Regions from separate parts of the Homo sapiens genome. Here region 1 is linked to region 2. A link is an interaction called in ENCODE POLR2A ChIA-PET data of the cell type or tissue named here. Cell type or tissue: HCT116. All regions are shown on one strand. Links, peaks and the distances in the headings refer to the core of each region. The heading gives the core; the rest is flanking DNA.

Region 1 (12,828 bases), core at 3,771-8,770, 120 kb before region 2:
CTTCAGGGATATTCCCCACTTGGTCCTTCCTGGCTGTCCCCACTGAGAACAGCCCTTCCTAGTCCCATTTCTGAGTGAGCTGGGGTTCCTGGAGTGAAGGCCATGGCTTCAAATGTAGGCCGGGGCAGCCTCCCCCGGGTTCCTCCTCCCCGTGTGGACAGCTCAAGTCCCTGCAGTCCCCTCCACCCTGGCCCTTCCCTGCTGTCCTGTGGGGTTTGCTGGGGAATCTGAAAGGCCTTGGAGGGAACAGGAACCAGGTCCTAGGAGCCCGCAGGGACTTCTGAGCTGCTGGCAGTCTCCCCACGCTGGCCGAGCTCACAGCCCCAGCGCTGGCCCAGAGTGAAGGTCTGCACGATGGACCCCATGCAGCCGCCCACATGGCCTTCGGCCTGTCGGTCAGGAGGCCTCGCCCTTCTCACGTCCTTAGTGGATTTCCTCCCTTCCTCTGTCCCCTTCTGCCCCATCTCAGCTTCCCATCTCCCCCACGCCCTCCCCACCTTGGGCTGAAAGCAGATACCTTCTCAGGACGGGGTCTCCTGTGCCATTTTACTGCTGAGACCACTGAGGCCAACAGAGTGGCTACAGGGTTGCTGGCAGTTGTAGCCACCCAGGTCAATGGCACTCCCGGGAATTGTGCAGTTTACAACCGGCACCACTGTGCTTGGCAGCTCTTGATGACTCCTACTTGGTGCTTAAACCTGGCCAGTCTCATCTCTCCCTACCCTCTGTGCTGACAGGCTCGAGTGACAGCAAGCGTCAGAGGCTTGGGGGTGCGGGGCCGGCCCCTTGGTGGGCTCTGCCAGCATTCTTGGGATGCCTGTGTCCATTCAGCAGTCAAGGCACTCACTATGCAAACATGCAGGGCCTCACACAATGGTCCCCGCCAGACTTTCCCACCTCCTCTCTACCCCCATTGTCCTTCCCTCTGGGGAAGGGCAGCATAGCCAGGAGGCAGAGACAGAGCCAGTGCCTTTCTGCAGGGCGGGTGTACCCAGAGATGAAGGGCCATGCACATAAGACACTGATGAATGAGGCCAGCGTCCCCAGAAACGCGGCCCTGGAAGCTGCCCCAGCCCAGGCCGGAGGGAGGGGCTGTCCCACCTCCCTGTCCCTCCCGCATCTCTGGACCTGAAGCTCAGACCCTGGGAACTCCCTTCGGGTGGAGGGGGCTGGCTTGTCGGACCTCCCGCCTCAGCGTGGTCCACTCCCTTCCCTCCAGCTCAGTGCAGCCTCCTCTGGGTCTGGCCCCTCACAGCATTGCCCTTGTCACAGGAAATTGTCATCACCCACAGCTTGTCACCCTGTCCCTCTGCCAAGGTCTGAGTTTGAGAGCACAGGGCCTACCTTGCAGGGTTGAGCTCTGTCTGCCCAGTGCAGCAGTGTGGGATGAGTGAATAAGCAACCGGTGGGCCCTTCCCCATGAGGCCCTGCAGGCATGCTGAGTTTCCACCTGCCCTGGGCACCTGTCTCTGCGTTCCGCCCCGCTCTGCGCTCTCTCACCAGCTCTGGACACCAGTGGGCACGGCTCCCTTCTCACCTGCAACGTGGAACTTAGAGACAGTCCCTTATCACAGCCCGAAAACCTCCTTCCTCGGTCTTTTCTTTGCTCGTCGAATATTCTGCTGTGCTGTGTGGCGTGCACAGGCCAGCGATGAGTATGTAGGTTTTTCCTGAGAAGCTAAGGAGCTGCGCTGCAATGACCTCGTCCCCAAGATCACCACAGGCAGCACGACTTCCTCGAAGCAGGGTCAAAGGATTCGTCCTTCTGAGAGATTTTTCCGAGTTGCCCTCTGTAGGGAGTGCAACCACTTACAACACTTGCTGGTCCCTGCCTCCTCCCGGTGCAGACAACACCATGTAATCAAAGCCATGGCCAACCTGATAGGAAACACGCTGTCAGTGCCGTTTTAGTTTGCATTTCTCTCACCAAGAAGGAGGTGGAGGACCAGGCGCGGCGGCTCACGCCTGAAATCCCAGCACTTGGGAGGCCGAGGCAGGCAGATCACCTGAAGTCAGGAGTTCAAGACCAGCCTGGCCAACATGGCGCGGCCCCATCTCTACTAAAAATACAAAAACTAGCCGGGCACGGTGCCACACACCTGTCATCCCAGCTACTTGGGAGGCTGAGACAGGAGAATCGCTTGAACCCGAGAGTTGGAGGTGGCAGTGAGCTGAGATCGCACCACTGCACTCCAGCCTGGGGGACAGAGCGAGACTCTGTCTCACACATACAAAAAAAAAAAAGAGTGGGGGAGCATCTTTTTGCATGTTTATGGAGCATTTGTTTTTCCTTTCGTGTGAATGCTCTGTTCGTATTCTTTGCTTTCCATTTTTTCCCTGTGCTGGATTATAACCTCATTATTGATTTGTTAGAGCTCTTTCTAAATGAGAGAATTCAGCCCTTCGAGGGGGATAGAGTTCACAAGGAATTTCCCCGCTTGCCTAAACAGCAGACTTTGACTTTGCTTAATGTGGTTGTTGCTACGCAGAAATTTTATTTTATGGAGTTGAATTCATTTATTTATGTATTTGAGGCCGAGTCTTGCTGTGTCCCCAGGCTGGAGGGCAGTGGTGTGATCACGGCTCACTGCAGCCTCTGCCTCCTGAGCTCAAGCGATCCTCCCACCTCAGCCTCCTGGGTAACTGAAACCGCAGGCATGTGCCATCACGCCCAGCTAATTTTTGCTTTTTTTTTTTTTTTTGTAAAAACAGGGTTTCTCCATGTTGCCCAGGCTGGTCTCAAACTCCTGAACTCAAACGTCCACCCGCCTCGGTCTCTTAAAGTTCTGGGATTACAGGCATAAGCCATCGCGCCCAGCCTATGGAATTGAATTTATTTTTAAAAATTTATGTGTTGGATTTTTGTATTTTGCATCATGCTTAGGAAGGTCTCGCCTCAAGCTTCTAAAGATGCATCTTCTGTTGCTTTCTAGACTTTGTGGTTTTATTTTTTACATTGAAATCTCAGATCCATCTGAAATTTATTTTGGTATGAGGTGTGAGACATTCAACTTTATTTTTTCTGGATGGCTCCCCGGCTTCCCAGGTGTGGAGGGGTTTTTGAATGATCTGTTTTTATCACTGATTTGACATTCTGTCTTTGTCACATGCCACATTCCTTATCTGTTTGAGTCTGTTTCTGGACTCGGCGCCGTTGGTCTTCGTGCCTATTCTTGTGCCAGTATCACTCTGTTTTAACCACTGTGGGGATTTTTTTGTTTTGTTTTGTTTTTTCTTGAGACGGAGTTTCGCTCTTGTTGCCCAGTCTGGAGTGCAGTGGCGCGATCTCAGCGCACTGTAACCTCCGCCTCCCAGGTTCAAGTGATTCTCCTGCCTCAGCCTTCCAAGTAGCTGGGATTACAGCCATGCGCCACCACCATGCCTGGCTAATTTTTGTAGTTTTTGAGTAGAGGCGGGGTTTCACCATGCTGGCCAGGCTGGTCTTAAACTCCTGACTTCAGGTAATCCGCCCGCCTCGGCCTCCCAAAGTTCTGGGATTACAGGCGTCAGCCACCGCGCCGGGCCACATCCTCCCTTTCCTAACACCCATCTGTGAACAGGCCTCGCTCTGCCACTGCTCGGCCGAGTCTGTCCTCATGAGGCAGCTTTTTGTTTTGTTTTGTTTTGTTTGTTTGTTTGTTTTGAGACAGAGTCTCGCTCTGTCACCCAGGCTGGAGTGCAGTGGTGTGATCTCGGCTCACTGCAACCTCTGCCTCCTCAGTTCAAGCAATTCTCCTGCCACAGCCTCCTGAGTAGCTGGGATTACAGACATGCACCACCACGCCTGGCTAATTTTTGTATTTTTAATGGAGATGGGGTTTCACCATCTTGGCCAGACTGGTCTTGAACTCCTGACCTCAGGTGATCCACCCACCTCAGCCTCCCAAAGTGCCGGGATTACAGGCCTGAGCCACCGCGCCCGGCCCTGATAAGGCTGTTACACCTCAGCGTCCGGGACACAATTTGGTTACTTAGAACATCAGCAACGGAGCTGTGCTGCTCTACAAAGATCTCAGCGATGTCTGATCCAGCCCCCTGTGGTACAGATGGGGAAACTGAGGCACAAAGCAGCAGCGTGATCTGTGGAAGATCACAAAAGGAGACAGGGGGTGTCAGGCACAACCGTCAGCACCGGAGTTTATTGGGCACCTCCGAGGGGCCGGGTGTAGGTGGAGTCCGAGGGGCCAGGTGCAGGTGGAGGACCTGCCGTTGTTGTCTGGTTTTACCCTCTCTCGTAAGGCTGGGCCTGAGTCCTGGCGAGAAGGGCAAGGCGCGGAGAGGCAGTGGACTGGCCTGAGGCCGCACCACCAGCGGGGCGGGGAGGACCAGGTCTGGAGCCGGGAGGTCTACACCTCTGGGGTCTGCTGATCTCCAGCTCTGCTGGCCTGCAGTGTTTTGGCTGCTGGCCTCTGCTGGGAGCTGGGGGAGGGTGGGGTGGCCTGGCAGAGGCCGAGGAGCCCAGCCCCACTTGAATCCAAGGCCGCGTGTCTGCAGGTTGGGGGTATCAGGGAGCAAGTCCAGCCACCTGGAAGAGGAGCCGAGGCAGAGGCTGAGGGTCCAGACAGAGGCCTCCTGCCTGCCCAGCTCTGCCAGTCGCTGTCACACACCGATGCTTGCAGAGACATAACAGGGTGTGGAGGTGACCGGGTGGCCTGGCAGGACCCCCAACAGGCACAGTCACCCGGGATCCGGCAGAGGACACCTTGTCAGGGCAGGCCTTGTGTGCAAAAACAGGTGCCGCGGGCCCAGCCTGCCCAGCCTGCCCAGCCTGGGGCCCGGACTCCACAAGATCTGGGGCTGCACCCAGCCCCCTGCCAGCCCCCTGCCAGCCCCCTGCCAGCCCCCTGCCTTCCCTCCATTTTCACCACCACATGCTTCTCTCTCTCCTCGTTCAGTCTCCCTCCCAAAGCTTCATTCCTGCCCGTTCATCAAGCCGTGTTTGCACATGAGGTGCTGTGCCAGGCCAAGGACCTCACTGCCAGCTGGGCCTGGCAAGGAGAGGGGAACTGACTCATCCTGGGAGCCCAGGGTGGTGGGGCTTTCCCCACTTGGGCCAGGGTAGTGGTGAGGAGGCTGTCTCCGGAGAGGCTGAGGTGAGGGCAGGAGTAGCGAGAAGATTTAGGGTCGTGGCAAGGCTGGCCTAGGCCCTGTGGGGTGGCAGGAGAGGGCAGAGCCCGGGACTCGGGTCCCCACTTCCAGCGGAGGCTGGGCTGTCAGGAGGGCCACACCCTCATCCACTCCTCAGTGCCCCCTCGTCCACTCCAGAGGACACAGTGGTCCCTGCCTCTTGGCCTCCCACCCTTGGCTCACAGCGCTCTGCTGGGAACTCCCCTCACTCCCCTTGAGTAACTGGGGGCCTTTGTTCCCCAGAGCAGTGAGCCAAATGGTGAATGGTGGCCCCCAAGAGCCATGTCCACCTCCCAAGTCCCGGAACCTGCAGATGTGCAGATGGAAACTTGTTTTTTTGTTTGTTTGTTTGTTTGTTTTTGGAGACAGACTCTCACTCTATCCCCCAAGCTGCAGTGCAGTGGCACGATCTCGGCTCACTGCAACCTCCGCCTCCCGGGTTCAAGCGATTCTCATGCCTCAGCTTCCTGAGTAGCTGGGATTACAGGCATCCACCGCCACACCCGGCTAATTTTGGTATTTTTAGTAGAGACGGGGTTTCACCACATTGGCCAGGCTGGTCTTGAACTCCTGACCTCAAGTGATCCGCCCGCCTCGGCCTCCCACAGTGCTGGGATTTCAGGTGTGAGCCGCCGCAAAGCCCAGCTGGAAACTTACTTGGAATTAGGGTCTTCGCAGTTGTGATCGAGGTAGGGATCTCCAGCAGATGATATTATCCTGGAGTACCTGGAAGGGCCCTAAATCCAGTGACAGGTGTCCTTCTAAGAGGTAGAAGAGGAGGCACAGACACAGAGAACAGGAGGCCACTTGGCAGTGGCGTGTGGAAATCTGAGTAGACAGTGGCTGAGGCTTCCCCCGTGCCTGTCGGCCCCATCCAGGCTCCAGGAAGAAGGAGGTGTCTGTCCTTTTCTCTCTCACGCTGTGTCCTCAGCACCTAGAACGTAACAGGTATTTGTCTGCGGATGGACACAAAAAGAGGCGAGACTGGATCAGAGATCCCAGCGAGCAGCGCCCAGGCTCCAGGGCCGGAGGAGCTGCGGGGCTCGGACAAACCCCAGGTGCTGGCGGCATCACCGCGGGCTCCTTTGACTTCAAGACCCATAAGTGTAAGGCCGGGTGCGGTGGCTCACGCCTGTAATCCCAGCACTTTGGGAGGCTGAGGTGGGTGGATCACGAGGTCAGGAGATCGAGACCATCCTGACTAACACGGTGAAACCCCGTCTCTACTAAAAATACAAAAAAATTAGCCGGGCGTGGTTGCGGGTGCCTGTAGTCCCAGCTACTCAGGAGGCTGAGGCAGGAGAATGGCATGAGCCCGGGAGGCGGAGCTTGCAGTGAGCCGAGATCGCGCCACTGCACTCCAGCCTGGGCGACAGAGCGAGACTCCATTTCAAAAAAAAAAAAAAAAAAAAAAAAAGACCCGTAAGTGTTCCCAGTCTTCCAGAAAATGCTGATTGCATCTAAAGAAGTAATCCCATAAACTGGAGGTAAATCTGCGCAAGAACGCGGGCTTTGGTTAAGATGGTTTTGGACAGGTGGAAACCAGCCAGCTCTGACGGTTCCAGCATGGGAGTGTGTGGCACGTAGGCATCCCTATCGTGACCATGCAGTCATCGCGCTGCGCTGCTGGCCTGGCACCTCCCGGATACCAAACACCCAGACAGCACCTCCTGCTGAAATCCCCACAAACACGGCCGGGGGACACTGAGGCCCAGAGGGTGGGGTGTGGGGGTGGCCTCGGGGCATGAGCCAGGCTCTGGGCCCCTCCCCACACCGGGGCTAGCTGGCTAGCTATTTCTCTTCCTGAGTGATGAGAACTTCGAGGCAGGGACGTTCTCTGAAAAGCCAGATACAACCTGAGCCCGCTGTGGTGCAGCAGTCGAGCCGCCGGGCGCCCCCACCGCTGTGGCCCAGGAGCCCTGCGCTGGGGAACCCTGATTTCCTGGCGGGAGGCTGTGTCTGTGGGACTCTGATTCACAATAGCGGGAAGATTCAAAGTGACAGGGTGAGGCTGTCAGTCCCAAGCCATGTCCCCTGAGAACACCATCAACCTGGAGTGTAAAATGTGACAAGGAAGAGGCTGGAAGGGGCCGCCCTCCCATCCCACTCCCCGGGGTCCGTGGGGCAGACCTTCACCTGCAAGTTTGCAGCCTGGACCAGGCAGCTTCTCAGGAAGCCCAGCCGGGAAGCTCTGTTGGGGAGCACTCTCCCCACCCAGCAACGTTCAGGGGCCTGGCCTGGGGCGGGGCCTGTAGTCAGAGGTCCCCGAGGCTGGGGGCCCACATGAGCCCAGCAGGGACTGCCATTCCCAAAGAAGTTATTTTTATGCCATAAGTGCTTGTGGGAAAGTGAGGGGGACCCATGGGAGGCAAGGGAAACATTGAGACCCCAGTCACGGGCAAGAAGGAAGGAACTGTTTGCTCCAATGAGGCTGCGCCCACCCCAGCCTGGGGAGGGACATGTGGGCGGGGCACCACAGGAGGAACAAGCTGGCCTTCTCCCACCTGGCTGAATGCCAGGGGTCAGGGGGAGGGTGGTGGCCCCACATCACAGGGCCCCTGGTCCTCCCAGGGGATGTGGCTGGGCGCTGGGGGAGGGGCTTGGAGCTCCACACTGGGGCCAGGCGCCTGGCCTCCGAAGGAGATGTGGGGTCTCTGGGACCCTCACCTCTGCCTTTAGCTCCGATTCAGGGCTCATTCTGGCCACTGAGCATGGCCGGGGATGGGGGCCCTGCCCCACACACTGGGTGCTGAAATGAGCCTGTTCAGACAGGACCCACGCAGTTTGTCTCCCTCAAAATCCAGGTGCCTCCTTCAGTTCCCAGCTGTGTTGAGCCACCTGGGGCCCAGGGCAGCCCTGGCAGGGCAGGGATGGTGTCTGCCCAGCTCTGCCTTCGGCCAGGCCCCCAGACCGTTTGAGGCTTCAGCCTCAAACCGGGACCTCCAGCAGGGTGAGCCTCCTGCAGGCAGTGCTCTTCCCCTGCGCTCACCTGCAGCCTCTGGGGCCCAACCCAAGACCCGCTTAGAAGGTAGCACATCCTGCTGGGAATACCCGCCCCTGCCTGGGCCTCCCCTCCCTCACCCCTACCTCTCCTTCACTCAGTCACTCGCTCGCTCACTCATTCACTCACTCCTTCACTCAATCACTCACTCACTCACTCATTCACTCACTCATTCACTCATTCACTCACTCATTCACTCCTTCGCTCATTCATTCACTCACTCATTTACTCACTCATTCATTCACTCACCCACTCATTCACTCACTTGCTCATTCACTCACTCACTCATTCCCTCACTCATTCTCTCTCACTCCCTGACTCATTCACTCACTCACTCATTCCCTCACTCACTCATTCCCTCACTCATTCCCTCACTCATTCTCTCACTCACTCCCTGACTCATTCACTCACTCACTCATTCACTCACTTATTCCCTCATTCATTCACTCATTCACTCACTCATTCACTCATTCACTCGTTCACTTACTCACTCACTCACTCGTTCACTCACTCATTCACTCACTCACTCACTCGTTCACTCATTCACTCACTCACTCACTCGTTCACTCACTCACTCACTCACTCGTTCACTCACTCACTCACTCATTCACTCACTCATTCACTCACTCACTCGTTCACTCACTCATTCACTCACTCACTCGTTCACTCACTCATTCACTCACTCACTCACTCGTTCACTCACTCACTCATTCCCTCACTCACTCGTTCACTCACTCACTTATTTGCTCACTCATTCACTCACTCACTCATTCACTCATTCCCTCATTCACTCACTCACTCACTCGTTCACTCACTCACTCATTCCCTCACTCACTCGTTCACTCACTCACTTATTCGCTCACTCATTCACTCACTCACTCATTCACTCATTCCCTCATTCATTCACTCATTCCCTCACTCACTCATTCACTCACTCACTCACTCATTCGCTCGTTCACTCACTCACTCATTTGCTCGTTCACTCACTCACTCATTTGCTCACTCACTCACTCATTCACTCACTCACTCATTCACTCACTCATTCACTCACTCACTCATTCACTCACTCATTCACTCACTCACTCATTCACTCACTCGTTCACTCATTCACTCACTCACTCACTCGTTCACTCACTCACTCACTCACTCGTTCACTCACTCACTCACTCATTCACTCACTCATTCACTCACTCACTCGTTCACTCACTCATTCACTCACTCACTCGTTCACTCACTCATTCACTCACTCACTCACTCGTTCACTCACTCACTCATTCCCTCACTCACTCGTTCACTCACTCACTTATTTGCTCACTCATTCACTCACTCACTCATTCACTCATTCCCTCATTCACTCACTCACTCACTCGTTCACTCACTCACTCATTCCCTCACTCACTCGTTCACTCACTCACTTATTCGCTCACTCATTCACTCACTCACTCATTCACTCATTCCCTCATTCATTCACTCATTCCCTCACTCACTCATTCACTCACTCACTCACTCATTCGCTCGTTCACTCACTCACTCATTTGCTCGTTCACTCACTCACTCATTTGCTCACTCACTCACTCATTCACTCACTCACTCATTCACTCACTCATTCACTCACTCACTCATTCACTCACTCATTCACTCACTCACTCATTCCCTCACTCACTCATTCCCTCACTCACTCATTCGCTCGTTCACTCACTCACTCATTTGCTCATTCACTCACTCACTCATTTGCTCACTCACTCATTCATTCACTCATTCCCTCATTCATTCACTCACTCATTCACTCACTCATTCACTCGTTCACTCACTCACTCACTCGTTCACTCACTCACTCATTCACTCATTCACTTGTTCACTCACTCACTCATTCACTCACTCATTCACTCACCCACTCATTCACTCACTCATTCACTCACTCATTCACTCACTCACTCATTCCCTCACTCACCCATTCACTCACTCACTCACTCACTCATTCACTCACTCACTCACTCATTCACTCACTCATTCCCTCATTCATTCACTCATTCACTCACTCACTCACTCATTCACTCACTCATTCACTCACTCATTCACTCACTCATTCACTCGCTTACTCACTCACTCGCTCACTTACTCATTCACTTGCTCACTCACTCGCTCACTTACTCGTTCACTCACTCACTCCCTCGCTCATTCACTCCCTCGCTCCCTCACTCACTCGCTAACTTACTCATTCACTCACTCACTCACTCCCTTGCTCATTCACTCCCTCACTCACCCACTCTCTCACTCTTCAATCACTCACTCATTCACGCATTCATTCACTCACTCATTCACTCACTCATTCGCTCACTCACTCATTCACTCACTCACTCATTCACTCGCTCATTCACTCACTCACTCATTCACTCGCTCATTCACTCACTCACTCATTTACTCACTCACTCATTCAGTCCTTCACTCACTCACTCAGTCATTCAGTCACTCACTCACTTATTCACTCATTCACTCATTCACTCACTCATTCACTCTTTCATTCACTCACTCATTCATTTGCTCACTCCTTCAGTCACTCACTCACCCACACACTCACCCACTCACTCACCCACTCATTCACTCAATCACTCATTCACTCGCTCATTGACTCTCAGTCAGTCACTCACTCATTCACTCACTCATTCATTCATTTGCTCACTCATTCATTCACTAACTCACCCACTCATTCACAAACTCATTCACTCATACACTCACTCATTCACTCTCACTTATTCAGTTGCTCACTCACCCACTCACTCATTCACTCACTCACTTGCTCATTTACTCACTGAATCACTCACCCATTCACTTACTCATTCAGTCACTCACTCATTTGCTCACTCATTCATTCACTCATTCGTCCATCCATTTATTCAACAGATGTTGTCTGAGCCCAGCTGTACACCAGACACAGAGATAAGGGAGGTAGGGAGACAGGAAAAAGGGAGGAAGGAGGGAGCCTCATGGCATAGGAACCAACTGACCGCCTCTGTATCCAGTGCCCTGTGGGCTGTTGCAGGCAGGAGGCACTGGATGTTCCTGGGGAAGGTTGCCACCCGTGTCACAGGTGGGGCCAGGCCTGCCGTGTGGCCCACTGGCCCCTGTGGCTGTTCTTCTGCACTTGAGTCTCTCCTGGTAGGCACCATGCACCGTGGAAGCCTGAAACGGGTCCTGGGACAGCAGGACAGGGCAGCGTGTGTTTCTGAGGCCTCTCAGCTCCCTGAGACATAGGTGGGCAAAGGGGACACTGCCAGCCACACCTTCCTGGCCTTGCCCTTAAGGTGCCTGGAGTCAGGTGCTTCGTCTCCAGAGAGACCCAGGGATGGGCCAAGCATGAGCTGCCCCTGACCCACTGGGCACCTGTCACTGAGGGAGGGCCACCCCCCACTATCCTGGCCCAGCTCAGGGAAGCCCACCTATGCCTCCTTGGGTTCCCAGCCACGCTGAGCCACCTGGGGCCTTCGATAGCCAAGACAGTGCTTGGCAGGGTGGGGCAGAGATGGAGTGTGTCTGCATCCACCTGTGCCTGCCTGTGCCCAACTGTGCCAACCTGTGTCTGCCTGTGCCCACCTGTACTCACCTGTGCCTACCCATGCCCATTGTGCCTGCCTAGGGCCTTATCTGATGGGCCTGCTGCATCCCTGGAGAGCCTCTCTCTGCCTCTCCTTGCTTGGGGGCACCCCTCCAGGCTGGCTAGCCGGCTCCAGCCCATCTCAGTGTGGCCTGAGATAAGGGCCCAGCTCAAAGCTGCTTTGTTCAGCCAACAAAAGGACATTTCTGCAGCACCCTGGGAGCTGGGCCATGGGCTGGCCCGGGCTGGCCCAGGCTGGGGAGGCCCGGGCCCAGTGCAGGCACCAGCTCGAGAAACCCTAGCCTGGCCCTGGTTGTGCCTCAGGGGCTGGGGACGCTCCCTCCATAGGCTTCCCAGGCCCTCAGGTCCACAGGCGGTGTCTCCTTTCTATGCCCGGCCTGGGTTGGGCCCTGCCTGTGGCCAGTGCCGCCCATTGCCCAGCCCCTGCCTTTGAGGCCTGGAGCCTTCACATCCATGGCAAGGAAGGCCACCCGTGCAGAGTGGAGCAGGTGCACAGCCAGGACCCTGAATACCCAGCCCTGCCCCCTGGCCTTTGCCCAGGGTGTCCCCTCTGCAGGTGCACTTTCCCCACAGCTTCCCCGGGAAACTGACTTGAGGCCACTGGGGGCTGGATGCAACCCCTGGGGAGGCAGGGGCAGTGCCGGGGCAGAGGGGCAGCCCCGGCTGAGGGCCCTGGCATTGGGAGTGGGTTGAAATGTGGCCCCCCAGGATGCATCCACCCGGAACCTCAGAGTGTGAACTTACTCTTTGCAGATGGAATTAAGGTTGGGATCTCGGGGTGAGACCTCCCTGGCCTCGGGTGGGTTCTAAACACAGTGTCAAGCGTCCTCATGCCAGCGGGAAAGGCACAGAGGCCAGGGACGCTGGAGTGAGGGAGGCAGAGGCCGTACTGGCCACCGGAGCTGGGAGGGGCGGGAAGGGCGGGAAGGGCCTCCCGAGGGAGCGCAGCCCTCCTGACACCTGCGTCCTAGGCTGTTGGCCTCCAGAAACGGGAGGGGATGCATTTCTGCTTTAAGCCACCCAGTCTGTGGTACTTCGTTACGGGAACTGGAGGACAGGCTTTCAAGGGAAAGTGACAAAAGCAGGG
Region 2 (10,109 bases), core at 4,507-9,506:
AAGGGCTAGGTGCGGCGCCCCGCCCCGACACTGTCCCCAACAACGCCCCGACACGGTCCCCTCACCAGGCCCCGCCCCGCCACTGTCCCCAACCCCGCCCCGACACGGCCCCCCCTTCCCGCCCTGGGTCACCCGGCCCGGACCTCCCCTCCACGCTCCCTCCCCACAGCCTTCTGCCAGGTTACCGAGGCTCTGGCGCTCTGCTCCCACCCTCCCGGTCCCAGGGGACCCCCCCATCATGGCTTGCCGGTGGCTCGGGCTCTGGCGCTGCCCCCCATGGTCTGGGCCTCCTGCCCCGCCCGGTGCCCCCTCCCCCCGCTGCCGGGGCAGCCACAGGCTCCCGCGCGCAGAACCACAGCTCCCCAAGGGCGTAAAACCAGCGGGGATGCGCCCGTGCCAGGCCGGTGGCCACGCAAAGGGCCGCCGGAACCGCCCCCGAGTGACCAGTGGCCACCTGGCAGAAAGCCTGGCTCTTAGGGTGTTCTCGGTCCCCTGCGGGGAGACTCGTGGGGGCGCGCAGGCCAACTGGGGCGTGTGTCTGGGCGGGGCTGGGTTGCCCCACCCTGGGTGCCAGAAGTAGCCTTGTCACCAGGGACGCTCCGGGGGCAGGCGAGGTGGGTGTCAGGTGGCGGCGTTCACATCCGCTTGGCAGCACGGCCAGCGTGGCAGGGCAAGGTGCAGCTGGGACAAGGGCAGCAGTCACCTGGCCCGGCCCCCACCCGGCGTCCCACCTCAGGGAGCAGATGGAGATTGAAAAGCAGTTTCCTGGGGTCCCTCCTCATAGGGACTCTTGGGTTTGCTGCAGTTGCGGGAGTGCTGGCCGCCCTGCGCTCTAACGGGTCAGCAGGGGAGCACGGCCCCTCTTTTTTCAGATGCAGAGTTGAGCTGTTAAAACATTTCCCTGAACATTGTAACCACCCCCCAAACTGTACTGAGAGAATGACAAATACAGAAACTGCTCTTCAAATGAATGGGGAACTGCGGTCCTGAAGGACGTGGGGTCTCGCTGCCTGGGCTCAGCAGCCCCTGCCCAGGCGGTCCCAGCTTTTCTTGAAAGTGGAGACACATCCTTTTGCCTTAGGCCTGTAGGCATCTTACAGCGAAACCCAGGAGAGCATTTTCCAGCCCAGTCTCCTTCCAGATCCATATGGGCTTCATCTGGAATCAGCTTGGAGGGCCTGGCTTGACCTCTTTCCACGCTTGGAGCCGGAACTGCACACCCCGCAGCCGGGAGGTCTGAGAGCTGCACTGCTGTGCCTCTGAGAGGCTGAGAGGTGGCTGCTGACGGCTGCGGGGTTTTCATCTTCCAGGGCAGATGAGGTGGGTGCACCCTGCAGACAGGAGTGCCGCTGCCGGGAGCTGGGGGATGCGGGGGTGTGGGCTGGGGTCCCAGGTGGACTTCCTGGAGGAGTGGGGCTTCACAGCACCTTCAGCTGGAGGCTCTGTGCACCCAGGTCCCGAGCAGGTTGTACCCTGGCTGTGGAATCCAGTCCTCACAACCATCAGGCCTGTCCAGGGGCTTTACATGCCAGCCCCCTTCTTGTCCTTTACCTCCCAGCCCACCGACCTTTCCAGGGTGGCCACCATCTTCCTGCACCCCTAGGTGACTGTGTGTGTGTTGGACACCTCTCCCTCCTCTCCTCCCCCCGGAATGGAGCCCGTGGGGCCTCATCTGTTTTGTGCACCATGTGCGACCAGCACTCAGGCCAATGTCTGGCACATAGCAGGTGCTCAGCACACACTTTCCATAGTAGCAAAGGCATCCCCATTTTACAGAGGGAAAACTGAGGCTCTCAAGGGTGAACACCAGACAGCCGGGACGTGACAGAGGAAAAGAGGCTGACTCTGAGCCGGAAGACTCCTGCCAGGGCTGGCAGGAACAGTGCCAGGGCAGCACACGGTGACCCTGTTGCCTCCCCAGACAAGGTGGGGTTTTGCCCACTGCTCTCCTGAAGAGGGTGAGACCTAATTTCACCTCCTCCCTCTTCTCTGCACCTTGCAGAAGTGTTGAGAGAAACGTCCACTTTTCCTCCGACAAGATCCAAGAGGAGGCGGGCCAGGGACTTGGGGAGTGATGAGGAAGTACTGTGTATTTTAATATAATGCCACATTTGGGAAGCTAACACATTATTTGTTTCTAGAAGTAAAGCTCCAGAGAATCTTATGGGCTGGCAGAGATGCCAAGAAAAGAGATTTTCTTCTTCTTTTTTTTTTTTTGAGACGGAGTCTCGCTCTGTCACCCAGGCTGGAGTGCAGTGGCGTGATCTCGGCTCACTGCAAGCTCTGCCCCCTGGGTTCAAGAGATTCTCCTACCTCAACCTCTTGAGTAGCTGGGATTACAGGCGCCCGACACCACACCCGGCTAATTTTTGTATTTTTAATAGAGACAGGGTTTTGTCATGTTGGCCAGGCTGGTCTCAAACTCTTGACCTCAAGTGATCTGCCCGCTTCGGCCTCCCGAAGTGCTGGGATTACAGATGTGAGCCACCGCGCCCAGCCTAGAAAAGAGATTTTCTCTAAAATGAGTGCTTCTCACCCAGGGAGGGCTGGCATGGGCTCTGCTGGGTTTATCCCAAGAGTGTGGTGAGGGACTGGGAGCCTGGTTCTGTTGTGTAGGGATGGCCAGCGCCCTGTCTGACCCTTGAGATGCCCTCAGCTACCAGGGGCAGGGAGTGCTGGGCCGGTGGTGGCCGTGCGGCTGTACCCACCCAAGGACAGCTGAGAGTCCTCCTGGGCATTTGCTGGGACCCGGCCAGACAGCGCATGACACCAGGTGACAGTGAGAGCTGAGTTGGCACCGGCTGCTGAGGCCCGGGGAGCCCACACAGCTCAGGGAGCGAGTGAGGACGGAAGGACCAGCCAAGCCTCTCCAATTCCAGGAAGCAGAGATGAAGCCAGTGCTGTGTGGCCCAGGAAGGACTGGCAGGGGCAGGGCAGCCGGGCTTTGAAGACCAGTCCATCTGGCTTTAAACCTAAACCCTGAGTTAGCCAAGGCACCAGAGCCTCGGTTTCCTCATCTGTAAAGTGGAGACGTGACGCTCGCCGTGCCCAGTGTGTGACAGGAGGCAGCTGCCGGGCTGGCGGGGCACATGGGCCTGACTAGGCCTCTCCCCAAAGACCTGCCCCGGAGAGACACCAGGACAAGAGCCAGGGAAGGGGAGAGCTTCTCGGCAGCTGGAGACACGGGGACGTGTGGCCAGGGGGCAGCCACGGCACAGCTGGGCCTCGGGCTGGACCCTTCAGGGGCTCCTTCCTTCCAGGGAGGACATCAAAGCCTGGCTTGGGGGCTGGACGGGGAGGCCAGGCTATGCCGGGACCTCAGCCTGCACAGAGTGGCTGAGGTCCAAGCCGGGCATGCCTGGGGCTCTCGGGCAGAGCGTACCCTGGCCGACGGGTTGTCCGGCCTCCTGGTGGGTGTGCTGGGCGCAATGCCATTCCCACCACCTGTAAATAAAGCAGCCTGTGAATCTTTCATGGGTTTGTGCTTAAAAATAGATGAGGTGAGCCCTCTGGGCTGGCTGCCCAGACCTCTGCAGCAGGCGGGGCGGTCCACACTCTCCCTAGGGAGTCAGGGAGGGCGGGTGAGGGCTCCAAGGGGCGCTGGCCAGGGCACGTGGGACCTTGGGACATATGGCCCCAGATGTAGGAGCCAACAGGAGGTCACGCCTTTGGATGTCCCATCCGGAGCTCTTAGGTCACAGGCTGGGGTGGGAGTGAGGGGCAGAGCACACCCCACAGGGTCCTTCTCCTGCCAGGATGATGTCTGGGCTGGGAGACAGAGGACAGAGGTGGATGGAGAGGACAGGGGCGGGGAGGCATCAGGAGACAGAAGGGAGGAGACGGCCCAGGGAGGAGGGGCCCACACTGCAGTAGCCCTTCCCTGCCCAGAGCAGCTGTGCCCTATGCACGGCCTCTCGCACCCAGCACACCTGTGTCTAAGTGGAGCCTCTGAGGAGCAGGGAGCCCGGGCAAGTCGGGCTCCGTGGCAGGAAGTACCAGAGCAGACGCAGAGCTCCGGCCTCTGACGCAGCCATGGCTGGAGCTCACACAGGACCACGGAGGCCCAGAGGGTGCCTGGGTCCCAGTCCGAGAGGGGTGTGGTGTGGGGCTGAAGAGCCCAGGGTCAGGGTCAGGCAGCCCGACCCAGCGAGGAGACCCTGGGTGACCTTGGATCAGCCCTGCCTCTCTAGGCCTCAGTTTCCCTTTCGTGCAGGGTGCGTGTGATGATTCAGTGGGACCGAGGCTTGGGACGGCCCAGGCCAGCCCAAGCAAGGCAGGGATGAAGGCCCAGCCCCCAGCCTCGGCCTCACCCCATGGCTTTTTACTCACTGCTGAGGGCGGCGTCCAATCAGGCCTAGGGCCTCCAAGCCCCCTCCTCTGGTATCTCGCCTAGGGCACAGGAGGGAGGCAAGTGCCCCAGAGAATGGGCGGTTCAGGAGCCCCCTCCACTACCAAGGCTGCCCCACCCACCACAGCGGGCTCTGCTCCCTGAGCCCCTCCAAGGGCCTCCCGACTGTGGCGGGGCTTGGAGCAGCTGATCCCACTGGGGCAGAGGAGCCGAGGTCCCAACCCCAGCAAGCGGGGGCAGGGGGGCCTGGGCTGCAGTCGGCTCCTCCTTCACCCTTCCCCCAAATACCTCCAGAGCACCTATTTCCCCAGTTTCCCCACCGGCAGTGGTGTCCAGGGGCTTGGCTCTTGCAGGGTGGCCCTGGCTCTGGCCCTGCGCCCTGCCCATGATGTGGTCGGAAGGGCCTTTGGCAGCACCGGTCCAAGCCTTAGCAAACCCAACTGGGGGCTCAGAGCCGCCCCCCAATTTCGGGAGCGACTTCACCTTTCCACAGGATCATCCTCTTGGCAAGATGAGGCTGAGGCCGGGGGTTCGGGGCTCAGCATCGAAAGCCGGGGCCTGGGTGCCACAGGCCGTGACCTCTTCCACCAAATGAGAGAAACGGCAAGACCTCCAGGAAGGGCCGTCGGAGCCCAGACGAGGCTGCAGCTTCCTTTGGTGAAGCGTCCGAGGGCCGGCTCTGGCGCCTACAGGGGCTTCCGACGCTGGGTCCTTCTCAGGCTGAGCGCCGCACTCCCACGGCCACCCGGGTGGTGCACACAGTTTCCAGGGTGTCCAGGCAGCCCCCAGTGGACCTGGTGTCCACGTCCTCCTCTGAACCATGCCAGGCCTGGGCCGTGGGCATCCGTGCTGCCGTGTGGGGCAGGGGCCTGTGTCCTGGGGCCGTGTCAGGCCTGGGCTCCTGTGGGCAGAGGCAGGCGGGCTTCCCTCCCCACCCGACCGCCCACCCGTGGGTTCGCTTCCAACACCCTCTACTCTGCTCCTGGCCCATGGCAGGTGCCCCATTGGTGAGTGAATGAGTGACGGAAGGAGGGAGGAATCCGCCCTTCCGATCCCAGTGGCAGCGTGGACTGTGCAGAGCCTGGAGCCCTCAGTCGTCAGGGGCCACCTGGGAAACGACGCACCGAGAGCCTCTGGACATCCTGGGAAGGAGCGGCCTTCGGGGATGGTGGCTGGGCTTCAGCCAGCACCAGGGGCAGCCTCCGAGATCCAGACAATGGGGCAATGACTGGGACCCAGTGAGGGAGGAGAAGAGGATCTGGAGCCTGGGAACCTAAGGCTGTTTCACGCTGACTCCGTAGAACAAAATCAAATGGAAACACATCAGCTACAACAGGAAATAACCTCTCCGTTTACATAGGGCATATACCAAGTAACCAGTGGAAACCTCTGGAGCATATTTAGACCCCAGGCAGTTCTGTAACAGGGCTCCCGACCCCCTGTGCTCAGCCCGGCTCCCACTGCACTGTGGAGTGCGCGTTCATGTTCCACACGTCTCTGCCTTTGCTGCTTCCTTCTTCCGTTGCTTTGTGCATTTTGTCCAATTCTTTGTTCATGATGCCAAGAACCTGGACACCCTCTGCCGGACATGAGGCTGTGCTGACCTGCCCTCGGCTCGGCCGGCGTCTGCCCCACACTCTCCATTTTCTTCTTTTCCATCCCAGAGGGTTGGGGTGTCTGAGCCCAAGTTGAATTCCAGGTGGAGCTGTGACTTAAATGTCATCAAGGAGACTCCAGCAGGAGTCCAGAGGCCACAGTGAGGGCGGGCGCACGGCAGGCAGGGAGAGAGAGAGGAGGGCAGGACCTGGGTGAGGAGGGAACCAGAGGAGCTGCCCCGGGCGCCTAGCCCAGCTGTGCAGGTTGTGCACTGCACAAGCCTAGAGGGTGTCAGCAACACTAACTACACCTGCAGCCGTGCCTTCCGGAGCAGAGGACACAGGGCTCTGGCCTTTGACCTATACCACGCCCCTTACCACCCCAAGGCCTCAGCACAAGAGCCCTGAGTGCAGGTGAGTAGGTCAGGTCCTCTTGCCTCTGGGTAAGAGGTGAGGGTTAAGGTCCAGCAGCTCAGCCACCCAGCTCCCACCCTCCCCGCCCTGCCGCACCCTGCCTGAGTCACAGCCCCGTCTGAGTCACAGCCTTGGGCAGGTGTGGCAGACGGTGGCCATCCCTGCCGAGCTGACTGCAGCCCTGCCTGCTCCTGGGAGCCGCCTTCCGAGAGCCTGCAGGTCACCTGTGCTGCCCCTGGCAGGGTTGCCAGATTTATCAAACAAAACAAAAACCTAGGGCTCAGGTTAGATCTGCACTTCAGATTGGCAAGGAAGAATATTTTGGCATAAACGTGTCCCGTGTAATATGGGGACATACTTATACTAAAAAATGTTATTTGTTGTTTATCTGAAACTCAGATCTAACTGGGTGTCCTGTATTTCAGCTGGCGACCCCTTCCCCAGCCTAGGGCCAAGTCCAGCAAGGCCGCCCCTGGATTCTCCCCAAGGCCTCTGCGAAGGGCTGGGCAGCACTGCCCTCTGGTGGACAGGCCCCGGGATGGGGTAGGGTGGGGTGGGGTGGAGGCAGCGCCAGGCCACAGGGCAGAGGGACGGAGGGATGACGGGGGACATGTGGCCCCAGACGCGGGAGCCCACAGGAGGTCACGCCTTTGGATCTACCATCCTTCGTCCTTAAAGCGTCCCCAGGGGCACTTGCCACTTGCCATGCTCCAACCTTCCGCACAATCCGAGTCCTCTGATGAGCGCTGGGCTGGGCGGGTACCACCCCAGGAATCCGCGGCCCCTCCAATACTCAGCAGCGCCAGGCAGGAGCCTCCCAGCCCCACCCACGGGGTGCGTCCTCCGAGCAGTGGGTGCCCCCGGGCCGCTAGTGGGAACCAGCATGGAGCGGCCCTGAGACTGCGGCTCTGCCTGCATGACTGGAGCTGCACAGGCGCCTCCGAGCGTTTGAGGTGCACTGAAGTTCCTCCCCTCTGCAAGTCCACCCATCGTAGTTTCTGGGCTTGGGGAATTAGTTTTCCCTCCCTCCCTCCCTCCCTCCCTTCTCTTCCTTTCTCCTTCCCCATTCCTGCCAGTTTCTGGGTGTCCTTCATCCGCATCCCCGGCGCCCCCAGTTTGCTGTTGCTCAATGGCCAGGACCCTCCGCACAGGGCGCGATGCCTGGGGGCCCCGGGCCCTTTGCCTTCAGGGGCTCCTTCCTTGATAAAAATACATTGAAAATTATATTTTATGAGTGTGTTGGTGTAAAGACAGATACAATCTTCCACTCTAAACATTCATTTCCAGCCGGGCGCAGTGGCTCACACCTGTAATCCCAGCACTTTGGGAGTTCAAGGCGGGCAGATCATGAGGTCAGCAGCTCGAGACCAGCCTGGCCAACATGTGAAACCCAGTCTCTACCAAAAATACAAAAATTAGCCAGGCATGCTGGCAGGTGCCTGTAATCCCAGCTACTTGGGAGGCTGGGGCAGGAGAACCGCTTGAGCCTGGGAAGTGGAGATTGCAGTGAGCTGAGATCGTGCCATTGCACTCCAGCCTGGGCAACAGAGTAAGACTCTGTCTCAAAAAAACAAAAACAAAAACACTTTCTTTAAATGACATTAACCTCGCCCTGTTGTTGCTCAGTCACCTGTATAAATAAAGGCAGACACATTCTCTTGCCAGCACACTGCACTGCCCAGCACTGTGGGGCCTGGCTGGGCACAGTGCCCGGGCCCTGGGCCTTCCTCCTCCCCAGCCTCCCAGAGAACCCTGCTGAGAGCACCTGGCTGCGGCCCTGGGGCGACGTCAGGTGGCTCTGTTTTCACGCCACCTTCTTAATAAGCAGGCAGAAGCCAGGCGGGCCAGGAGAATGTGTCCTAGCCCGCAAGACAGATGGTCAAGAGGCCTGGCAGGAGCCCAGTGTCTGCCTGGTGAGACCACAGCTGGTCAGGAGCCCATCCCCACAGGCCCAGGGTCATGGTAGGCTGCACCCCCTGGGGAAAGCCTGCCTTCAGGGAGCTCGGCCTTGTGGGGGAGCCCCACACGTCCCCCCAGGCAGGCACCCGGGTCCTGATCCGTCTGAGCTTTAGGTGAAACCCCCCTTCCCTCTGTGCATCCTGCTCCATCTCCTAGGCTCACCTTCTGTCGAGGAGGGCTGAGCGTCCCCCGCGGAGTCGAGCACAGCAGGGCCAGGATCTTCTCAGGGACCCCCCGTGCCAGCTGCACGCACGGCTCTCCGCAGGGCTGGTGAACCTGTTCCCTGGAGGAATTTACACACCACGGGCTCACACGGCCAGTGCCGATGTGCACTGCTCCCCTTACGTGACATGGGACGGTGACAGGTGTTCGGCCGCCTGCTGTCTTTGCACGTCCATGTGCCCTGAGTGTCTCCGGCCAGGGCCACCTGGCACCAGCTGCTGTCTGTGCCACAGCACCGGTTCTAACCAGCCCCGCCGAGGGGCCCCGGGCGCCCAGGAAGCCACACACCAACACTCCCACCAAGGGCTGTGGGTTGCACAGACCAAGCCCAGAAGCCCACGGGAGGGCAGGAGGTGACAGATGCTGGGAGGTGAGGGTCCCTGGGGCCCCCTGGGGCCTGGCCACCGCACACCCTGTAGGACACACTAGGTCTAGACAGGTAGACTGTGATTAAAACACAATAGGAGGCCTGGAGATTCGACCTGGTGCAGAACTTCCCTGGGCGACACCAGACCCTGCAACACAGGCCCTCAGCAGATTCTCACCGCAGCCCCGACAGCAGGGTGGGCTCCAGGCTGTGCGGGTGAACAGCTGGGGTGTCAAGAGGAGGAGCTGCCCCTCCAAGTCACGTGGTTGAGGCCGTGCAGCCAGGACTGGGGTCTCCTAGGCCAGTCCAGGACTCAGCTCTCCACCACTGCCTGCACCTCCACCCCCCAGCCTGGCGGAGCCTGGGGGGCCTGGGGCGCAAATGAGGCCCAAAGATGTTTTTATTCAGATTGCAAGATTCCTCCCCCTCCTCCCTCCCCTCCCCCTCCTCCCTCCCCTCCCCCTCCTCCCTCCCCTCCCCCTCCTCCCTGCCCTCCTTCCCCTCCCCTCCTCCCTCCCCTCCCCCTCCTCCCTCCCCTCCCCCTCCTCCCTGGCCTCCTTCCCCTCCCCCTCCTCCCTCCCCTCCCCCTCCTCCCTCCCCTCCTTCCCCCTCCTCCTCCTCCTTCCCCCTCCTCCTCCCCCCTCCCCCTCCTCCTCCCCCCTCCCCCTCCTCCTCCCCCTCCCCCTCCTCCTTCCCCCTCCCCCTCCTCCTTCCCCCTCCTATCATCCCTCTCTTTTCCCCTCTTCCCTCTCCCTTCTCCTCCTTCCTCCATCCTTATCTCAACACCCTTGCTGGTCTCTCAGGAGCTTCTAGAGGGAGGAAAAGAAGGTCACAGCTCCACTGAGGGACCCTGATCAGGCCGAAGTCCAGCCAGGCTCAGGGGGAGGCCAAGGGGACTCTGGACTGGGAGCGTCAGGAGCCGCAGGGTCAGCGGCCTGAGCCCAAGGGGCCCTTCGTAGCAGAGCTGAGCAAGCCCCAGGGTGTGTGTGTGTGCACGTGTGTGTGTGCGCGTGTGTGTGCCTGTGCGTGTCAGTGAGCTCTCCGGAAGGAGTGTGTGTGCATGAGTGGGCGTGAGGGAGCTAGCCCTGGCGTGCGCCTGCGTGTGAGAGCGTGTGCGTGCGTGCATGTACATGCCTCCACCCCTCTGCTGAGGTATGGAATCAGCGGTGGTCAGCACGGGGACAGAGACAGGCAAGGTGGTTCC

The links. ChIA-PET counts read pairs that join two places held together with the same protein. Peaks named below come from ENCODE experiments on the same cell type or tissue, not always from the same donor. Only the 100,000 strongest peaks of a DNase experiment are listed, where the experiment ranks them.
Region 1: POLR2A ChIA-PET joins it to region 2 with 10 read pairs; 1 of 35 experiments calls an interaction of 5 or more read pairs at or near these places.

The regions. Positions count from the first base shown.
Region 1 is chr9:136,571,440-136,584,267 of GRCh38, forward strand. It overlaps LOC124902311 (a long non-coding RNA gene), which reads right to left and starts at 6,238. Exons shown (of 2, transcript XR_007061866.1): 1 at 5,785-6,238; 2 at 4,113-4,525. RefSeq lists enhancers at 1-2,456, 420-947, 948-1,474, 5,191-5,310, 7,351-7,877 and 2 more. In HCT116, for the core only: no CTCF peak of the experiment used is centred there; DNase peaks (open chromatin) are centred at 6,732 and 8,082; H3K4me3 peaks cover 2,769 bases; H3K27ac peaks cover 2,768 bases.
Region 2 is chr9:136,687,501-136,697,609 of GRCh38, forward strand. No RefSeq gene overlaps it. Among named protein-coding and RNA genes, the nearest start is that of AGPAT2, 5.1 kb to the left of the region's middle. RefSeq lists silencers at 1-133, 604-683 and enhancers at 9,588-10,098, 10,099-10,109. In HCT116, for the core only: a CTCF peak has its summit at 6,875 (motif pointing left); DNase peaks (open chromatin) are centred at 6,501, 6,841 and 8,111; H3K4me3 peaks cover 2,062 bases; H3K27ac peaks cover 2,861 bases.